Regions from separate parts of the Homo sapiens genome. Here region 1 is linked to region 2. Evidence: read pairs that join two places in POLR2A ChIA-PET (ENCODE). Cell type or tissue: Caco-2. All regions are shown on one strand. Links, peaks and the distances in the headings refer to the core of each region. The heading gives the core; the rest is flanking DNA. Region 1 overlaps PLEKHA5 (pleckstrin homology domain containing A5). Region 2 has its middle 32 kb from the start of PLEKHA5.

Evidence for each region. Peaks named below come from ENCODE experiments on the same cell type or tissue, not always from the same donor. Only the 100,000 strongest peaks of a DNase experiment are listed, where the experiment ranks them.
Region 1: POLR2A ChIA-PET joins it to region 2 with 5 read pairs; 2 of 35 experiments call an interaction of 5 or more read pairs at or near these places.

The regions. Positions count from the first base shown.
Region 1 is chr12:19,268,771-19,273,174 of GRCh38, reverse strand. PLEKHA5 (pleckstrin homology domain containing A5) reads right to left here. Exons shown (of 32, transcript NM_001256470.2): 9 at 3,290-3,405; 10 at 2,970-2,987. Among named protein-coding and RNA genes, the nearest start is that of PLEKHA5, 140 kb to the right of the region's middle. In Caco-2, for the core only: no CTCF peak of the experiment used is centred there; no DNase peak of the experiment used is centred there.
Region 2 is chr12:19,095,411-19,099,814 of GRCh38, reverse strand. No RefSeq gene overlaps it. Among named protein-coding and RNA genes, the nearest start is that of PLEKHA5, 32 kb to the left of the region's middle. In Caco-2, for the core only: no CTCF peak of the experiment used is centred there; a DNase peak (open chromatin) is centred at 2,524; H3K4me3 peaks cover 219 bases.

The DNA of each region.
Region 1 (4,404 bases), core at 198-4,197, 170 kb before region 2:
CACTTTGGGAGGCCAGGGTGGGTGGATCACCTAAGATCAGGTGTTTGAGACCAGCCGGGCCAAAATGGTGAGACCCCGTCTCTACGAAAAATAAAAAAAAAATTAGCTGGCTTGGTGGAGGACATCTGTAATCCCACCTACTCGGGAGGCTGAGGCAGGAGAATTGCTTGAACCTGAGAGGCAGAGTTTGGAGTGAGCTGAGATCGTGCCACTGCACTCCAGCCTGGGCGACAGAGCGAGACTCCATCTCAAAACAAGAACAACAAAGAAGGCATAGAACATTTACACTAAAAGCATATGTATCCCTTGCTATTTGGGAGGGTAGGAATTTTAACATTAAACATAAAATAACTGAAAAGATTTTTAAAACATATTTACTGTAGTCTATCTAAAGCTATTATTATTACTGTCATCATGATTATTATCATTATTATTTGAGATAAGGTCTCTTGCCGTATAACCCAGGGGGGAGTGCAGTGACGTGATCTTGGCTCTCTGCAACCTCAACTTTCTGGGCTCAAGTGATCCTTCCCTCTCAGCCTCCCGAGCAGCCGGGACTATAGGTACACGCCACCACACCTAGCTAATTTTTAAATTTTTTTAGAGACGGGGTCTCACTGGTCACCTAGGTTGGTCTTGAACTCCTGGGCTCAAGCAATCCTCCCACCTTGGCCTCCTACATTATTGGGGTTACAAGCGTGAGCCACCGTGCTCAGCCTAAAGCTATTATTTTAAATTAAAACTGTGGTGGGTTTTTTTTCTTTTTCCCCAAGATTTATCATTGAAAAAGTAGTCAAAAAGACACATATGATGACTTTTCTCTAAATGGAACAAAGCTGACTCAGAAAAGTATGCTAAGGTACCATAAATAATATAAAACTTGTGATCTAATTTTAAAAAGTGACATTTAAGTTATTGCAGAAAATACACTGAGATATATAAAATGAAAATAATGGGCTTAGAGATGAAAATTATTCAGAGAATCCATATTATACTTAGATTTTTTTTTCTTTGGGCCATCAATGATCTGCACACTAGGAGACTATGACATTATCGTGAACAGGTGAAATACTTTATAAAGTTAGGGAGAATGAACTCTCAAGTTAAAAACTGGATGTTGTATTACAGTGATAAGCTCTGATAAATATTTTAAGTATTTGAGCCATACAGCAAAATGAGTGCATTAGCTTAAAACCAAGCAAACAAAATCTCTCTATACTTACTTTCACTTTGAATGACTAAATCTAATAGAGTGGGATAAAAATGCCAACAACTAGGAGTAGAAGAAAACACATAATTTCTACAGGATAACGGACTCTAAGCTGGGCACGCAGGTGGTATTAATAAATCTTGTCTGAGTAGATTACACTAACAAAGACGGCTGAAAACTGTATAAGCACCTAACTAGTGAACTATCAGGTTGCCAAAAGCCAAGCCAAATAATTGCCATCTTTATCATCCCAAATTACGAGTAATTATCAGTTTTTAGAGTGGTAAATTTAATAAAATAAAGTAGAAACATGCTGAAATTCTGAGAAAAGTATAATATACAATATTGAAATTATTTGGACATAAATATTTTAATTATTATACAGATTTCTGTATTCTAAACAATTTCCTAAAAATTTTGCTTTGAAGTTAAAAGTATTGAAGTTTTATTTTTATTTTTTTTTGACAGGGTCTCACTCCGTTGTCTAGGCTGGAGTGCAGTGGCACAGTCACAGCTCACAGCAGCCTCAACCTCCTGATTCAAGTGATCCTCATGCTTCAGCCTCCTGAGTAGCAGGGACTACAAGAGTGTGGTACTACGCCCAGCTAATTTTTGTATTTTTGGTACAGATGGTGTTTCATCATGTTGCCCAGGCTGATCTCAAAATCCTGGGCTCAAGTGATCCCTCAACCTCCCAAAGTGCTAGAATTACAGGTGTGAGCCACCATGCTCAGCCTGAAGATTTTAAATGAATTCTCTTCACCTACACATTTTCTCTCGTTATCAGTGCTAACCACCTCATCTTTATGCTACTCAGGTAATTTTTACACATGCAATTCCAAAAACAGATTTTCCTTCTATCTGCTCTCATCCTGCAATATGCATGTGGCAAAAGTGGTTTTTCTTAAAAATAGATGTCCTAGAGCTATATCCTAGACCCTCTTTTCTTTTCAGTTTTTCCCCAGCTCTAATTACTAGTGATTGGGTAACTTGATTTAGACTTGATATTTACAAAAATAGCACAAATACACAGCATCAACCTAAGTCTTTTAGCCAAAAAGCCAAGACTTTATTAAAATGCACACTAGAATAAGAAAAACAAAGGACTAGATGTATACTGTAACAATCCCTAATTTCCTGAGAAGAGGGAAAAAAAAGAAGAGGGAAAAAAGATGCACATTAGCATCTTTCTTACATAAGATATGTGCTCAGCTGTCACTGACTGGAAGAAAAATTAACTTGCATCATAATTTTTTCTTCGAATTACAGGAATATATATTTTTTAAAAAGCACATTATACTACTTGTATTTATGTAGTCTGAGAATCAGATTTCCTCTAACTAGCTATACTGAAGAATATTAAAATGATTCGTATCTTCAAGCAGGGAAAAATACATGGGTCAATTTTAACAGCACTTATCTATATTATCAAGGAATCTGAGTAGTGGAGTTTCAATATAAAAAAGGTACAATTCACCAAGAAGTGGATTTGGAAACAATCTAAATGCTTGACGAACTATTTTCTGGAGACATTCATTACAAAAACAATAAAAATTAATCAGAAATGTTGAAAAAATGAAACTATCAAAGTTTCTTACTGTAATTCATCACACTTTAGAAACATCAACACACTATTACAGAAAAACACAAATTAACTTCATAAAAATAAACTCTCTTCTAAGATTTAGAATCTTAAAAACACTATCTCAAAGGATAAAAATCTGTGTAGCTTTAAGGTAACAATTAAAAACGTACTCACCGGAAATTAAAGGTAATTCTGTAAGAAGAAAGAACATTCAGTTTGAATGTTAGGATTCTGGATTCACCCCAGTACACCGATAGGTGAAAATGAATAAAGAAGAAAAAGAAGAAAAGTGGAATAAAAATGTAGGTGGTATCGCAAACTAACAAAATGTGTATTAATTTAATTCAGAACAGGAATTGATCCTTGCTTTCTGAGGAAAAAATGATTTCATACCATGACTATTAAAATGATATGTACTATGACAGTGAAATACTTGCAAGGCATGGAATAAAATGGAAGTGGAAATCACCATCATTTTTTCTACAAGCCTTTACCTTTTCACAGGTTCTGTCTGTACTAGGGCAGCATCTAACATGGCTTTCATCCACAACTCCATTTCCTTTCCTGTATCAGTGCAGAAATAATAGGTCCGCATGTTTGGATGGGCTGCCTGATTGAAAATGACACGATCATTTTAAATAAAAATATAGGATTCTGTAAAAGAAAAAGAAAAAAAGGTAAGTGATTCCTGACATAGAACGTTGCTATCAAATTTCAGAGAAAGTAGACTTATCTTTTACCTGAGATATGGAAATGAATCAAGAAAAAATATAACTATTAACTTGAAAAATATATATTAATTTCCCCCTTAATTTTACCCTCTTTCTTTTAGTTGTGTGCACACTCTAAAATTAAAAATAAAAAAAAAAAAGAGTGCATGGAAAGGAAAGGAGGTGAGAAATGAAGTACTTAGTGGTGCCTCTTCCATCTCCACATTTCTAGCAATTTCCATTTACTGCAATTCACACCTTTTTTTTTTTTTTTCTTTTTTTTGAGACAGAGTCTCACTCTGTTGCCCAGGTTGGAGTGCAGTGGAGCAATCTTGGTTCACTGCAACATCTGCCTCCCTGGTTCAAGCGATTCTCCTGCCTCAGCATCCCGATTAGCTGGGATTACAGGCATGTGCCACCATGCCCAACTAATTTTTGTATTTTAGTAGAGACGGGGTTTTGCCATGTTGGCCAGGCTGGTCTCGAACTTCTGACCTCAAGTGATCTGCCTGCCTCAGCCTCCCAAAGTGCTGGGATTACAGGTGTGAGCCACCACACCCAGAATAAGAATATTTATTCTTGAATAAATATTCTTTATTTAAGAATATTCCCAGCAACCAGCAACAAAATTAATAGAAATGTACATGTTATGGCATTTCCCTCCTGCGTTAGCAATTTCTTTAGGCCTCAAAAGGCACTGCTGTATTTTATAGAATCCTTTATAGGTATCTACACCCAAACACAAAAGATTTATAAATGATCCGAAATGGTGTTTTCTTTTTGAGCTGTTCCTTAATAAACTACTCAAATGTTCTATGTTAAGATAATTAAAACCACCTACAAAATGTTACTGGACTCCCTGAGTGGGGTTTTGGAAAAATAAAGACCACTGCCCATAT
Region 2 (4,404 bases), core at 190-4,189:
GTCATTTTATGATGCTTTATTTGTTTCATGCTGGTGTTCACCATCACTATCAAGGTTTATAGAATTCTGCCCTTGTTTGCAGTGTCCATCTTCTTTTCTTATTCTTGCCAGAAAAAAAGTTAGCTGCACCTTGTTGCTCTCCTCTGTGCCTTGTCTCTTGCTTAGGTCCCAAGTTTCTGCCTAACTGGTTGGAGGAATACTTCTGGGCTTGCCACTGTAATTTGTTTAATCAGGTCCAGGTCATGGGAACAGAGCAATGATTCTGAGAATGATTTGCCCTCAGCTGAGATCTGGCCACCCTAGAGAATAGACTTCATGTTATGGAAACAACAGCATGCTGTTTCAAAGCAGGGGACACGTAGCCCTGAGAAATCATTTGGGGAAAAAAATTTGAAGATTAACCTGAAAATGGGGAATGCTGGAACAAAATACCTGCCATGCTTGAATGGCAATTCCATTGGTCGTATACTTTGCCTCAATTGTCTGGCCTTAGTTAAAATGATTATATTTTCTTGTTGCTTCTATTTCAGAAGCGAGCACATTCATATATCAGTCAAATCTTTCCTTTTGGATACCACTGAAACCTTTTCTGTATTATAATTAAATTATAATTATTAACTCATTTATCAAAATAAAATTTCTCTAGCAAAGAACTAGATATAACAATTTTAAAAAGTTATAGGCCCGGCGTGGGGCTCATGCCTGTAATCCCAGCCCTCTGGGACGCCAAGGTGGGCGAATTACTTGAGCTCAGGAGTTCGAGACCAGCCTGGGCAACATGGCAAAAACCTGTCTCTACAAAAAATACAAAAATTATCTAGGCATGGTGGCACACGCCTATAGTCCCAGCTACTTGTGGGGCTAAGGCAGGAGGATGGCTTGAGCCTGGGAGGTCAAGACTGCAGTGAGCTGAGATTGTGCCACTGCACTTCAGCCGGGGTGACAAAGTGAGACTCTGTCTCCAAAAAATAAAAATAAAAATTTAAAAATTTATATTATCAACCCACCTTATTAATCAGAAGAAAAAGAAAGAAAAAAATGTTATAATAAAGGGAACATTTTGACATTCTCCAAAGATGTCTCTGGGTATTAAAGGCAGACCACTAGAATAATGGTACAGTAACATAATAGCTCTATTCTTATTCTACCCTCATGTTTGCTCACATATACAGTAGACTTAGTAATTGCATAAATGCCTTTAGCCTCAACGTGCTATAAGGGTTTTGTAAAATTATATCTAAGAACCACTTTTGTTCCATTTGGAACTTTCCCATGGAAAGTAATTAAAATTTCCTTTTTTCCCCCACAAACTTTTTCTTAAAGTATTATTTGCTGACCCCAAAAGGATTTGGGAAACAATAATGGATATTTACTTAAAGTGAATGCTGTGGAACATGTGAATAAAAACAAACTTGAGCTATGGTAGTATTCTTTGGATATTACAATTTTAAATATGTTCCTGTTGGGCACGGTTGTTCACATCTGTAATCCCAGCATTTTGGGAGGATGAAGGGAGAAGATGGTTTGAGTCCAGGAGTTGGCAAGTAGCCTGGGCAACATAGTGAGATCTCCATCTCTACAAAAAAATTTTTTAAAAAATTAACCAGGTAGGCTGGGTGCAGTGGCTCACGCCTGTAATCCCAGCACTTTGGGAGGCCGAGGTGGGCGGATCATGAGGTCAAGAGATCGAGACCATCCTGGCGAACACGGTGAAACCCCATCTCTACTAAAAATACAAAAATTAGCTTGGGGTGGTGGTGCGCACCTGTAGTCCCAGCTACTCGGGAGGCTGAGGCAGGAGAATCACTTAAACCTGGGAGGTGGAGGTTACAGTGAGCCCAGATGGTACTACTGCACTCCAACTTGATGACAGAGCAAGACTCTGTCTCAAAAAAAAAAAAAAAAAAAAATTAGCCAGGTGTGGTGGCACTCACCTGTTGTCCCAGCTCTTGGAAGGCAGAGATAGGAGGATCCTTGAGCCCAGGAGTCCGAGGTTATAGTGAGCTATGATTGTGCCATTGTGCTCCAGCCTGGGTGACAGAGCAAGACCCTGTCTGGGGAAAACAAAAAAAAGCTTGCTTATTTTCAGTTCAAAATACTATTAAAATAAACTTCGCGGCTAGGCAAGGTGGCTCACGCCTGTAATCCCAGCACTTTGGGAGGCTGAGGTGGGTGGATCACGGGGTCAGGAGATCGAGACCATCCTGGCCAACGTGGTGAAACTCCGTCTCTACTAAAATAGAAAAAATTAGCTGGGCATGGTGGCACGCACCTATAGTCCCAGCTACATAGGAGGCTGAGGCAGGGGAATTGCTTGAACCCGGGAGGCGGAGGTTGCAGTGAGCTGAGATTGCACCACTACACTACAGCCTGGGTGACAGAGCAAGACTCTGTCTCAAAAAAAAAAAAAAAAAAAAGTTTGCCATATGCACAGGATTCCTAATGATTGACTTATGATTGTTGCAAATCCAGCTAGAACATAATATTTGGAAAAATCTGGTCTTTACTGGCAATCCAGTCAAGGGCGGGGGTTGGTGTGGTAAGACATGAGGTTCTCATAACACAGTGGCCAGAGGAAAAGAAAATAAGTCTTTTGTGTCCTTATCATGTTTGTGTAAAAAAAAAAAAAAGAGCTGCTCTAAAAAATTGCGTAATAGAAAGTACTCAGAGCTTTAAAAGATTGCAATACACAGGACATGCATGTCATTTAATTATGCACTGATTTACCTGTTCAGACATGTCTTTGCTGTCCCTGGGTATTCATTAGAAGTTCAACTATAGTTACAATGAAGATTTTAAGTACTTAGCAACATACATATACAGCATTTGTATAATTACACGGAGCAATAAAGTTTGTTTTAGAGTTAGATACGTGCATATAAAACAAATGACATTTCCTAAGATTATCCTTCCATGTATTAATTTTCAGCTGAAAAAAAGACATAACTTTGCCAGTAAAAATCTATTTTTTCCCACCAGTTCTGAAATTTAGTGTATTAGGTAATCGAGTTTTATCAGAATGCATGCATGTCAACTGTTGTTTAACTTGAGGTTTACACGTAAGCTCTTAGGCAGATTTAAAATATGATAAGCTTATTGAGACTGTATCCAAACTGTTTTGCCCTCCTTTGGCAATCTTTCAAAGGCTATATATATATATATATATATATATATATATATATATGTATGTATATATGTAAAGTCCCCTCTCTTCCTTCAACTCTTACTGAATTGGTTAATGTTCCCAATATTACAGAATTTGTAGTACACAAAGAAAGTAGACCAAATAATTAAATACTAGCTCTGTATTCTCTCTTCCTTCAACTCTTACTGAATTGGTTAATGTTCCCAATATTACAGAATTTGTAGTACACAAAGAAAGTAGACCAAATAATTAAATACTAGCTCTGTATTGCAGGAACAACCAGAATTCAAGATAAGAATAGAGAAATTTCTAGGAGTCTTTCTTTTCTTTATGAGTAAGCCTACCACACCCATCAGAAGATGACAAAGTTCAATGGGTGAATAAGTACAAGCTTCCCTTGAAACAGTGGTTCGCAGATTTTTTTTCAGTGACTCTTTTACTAACAAAATGCCGCATATCCCCTACCCTTTTTCCTGGTAATAAGTGCTTTTCTTTTCGTTTCTTTCTTTCTTTCTTTCTTTTTTTTTTTTTTTTTTTGAGACAGGCTCTCACTCTGTCACCCAGGTTGGAGTGCAGTGGTGCCATCATGGCTCACTGCAACCTCAGACTGCCAGGCTCGCATGATCCTCCCACCTCACTCTCCTGAATAGCTGGGACTGCAGGTGCATGACATCAAGTCCAGGTAATTTTTTAATTTTTATTTTTAGTAGAGACGAGGTCTCGCTATGTTGCAGAGGCTGATCTTGAAACCCTAGGCTCAAGTGATCCTCCAGCCTCCCAAAGTGTTGGAATTACAGGTCTGAGCCACCATGCCTGGCAATAAATACCTTTCTGAAGGCTACTTCTGAAGTGGTTCGTAAGCCAATCCCTTACTAACTTAATACCTCCCAAATTTAACGGCAGTTTAATGCTCCAAGAATACAAACATGAAGGCTCTTAGGAATAAGCCAATAAGTTTAATTGTGATAGGATAGTGCTTGAATGTAAGAAAATAGGGAAATACAAGCCTTTAATGCCTTTTTGTCTAAGAAGGGAAGACTCATATAGAAATAGTCATGCTTTAAAAATGTTAATGATGCTATTGTGGCGGTAATCTAGGACTATGGGTCCTGATAGAAATTCTCGATGGTTGGAAAAGGGGATAAAATATTCGAAACCACCAAGCATTCCTCCCTGCAACTCCTCCACAAATGGTGGGAATGTGTATTTGTCTTGGGGTTTACCACCTTCCTTTGTTTAGAGAGGACTCATATATCATG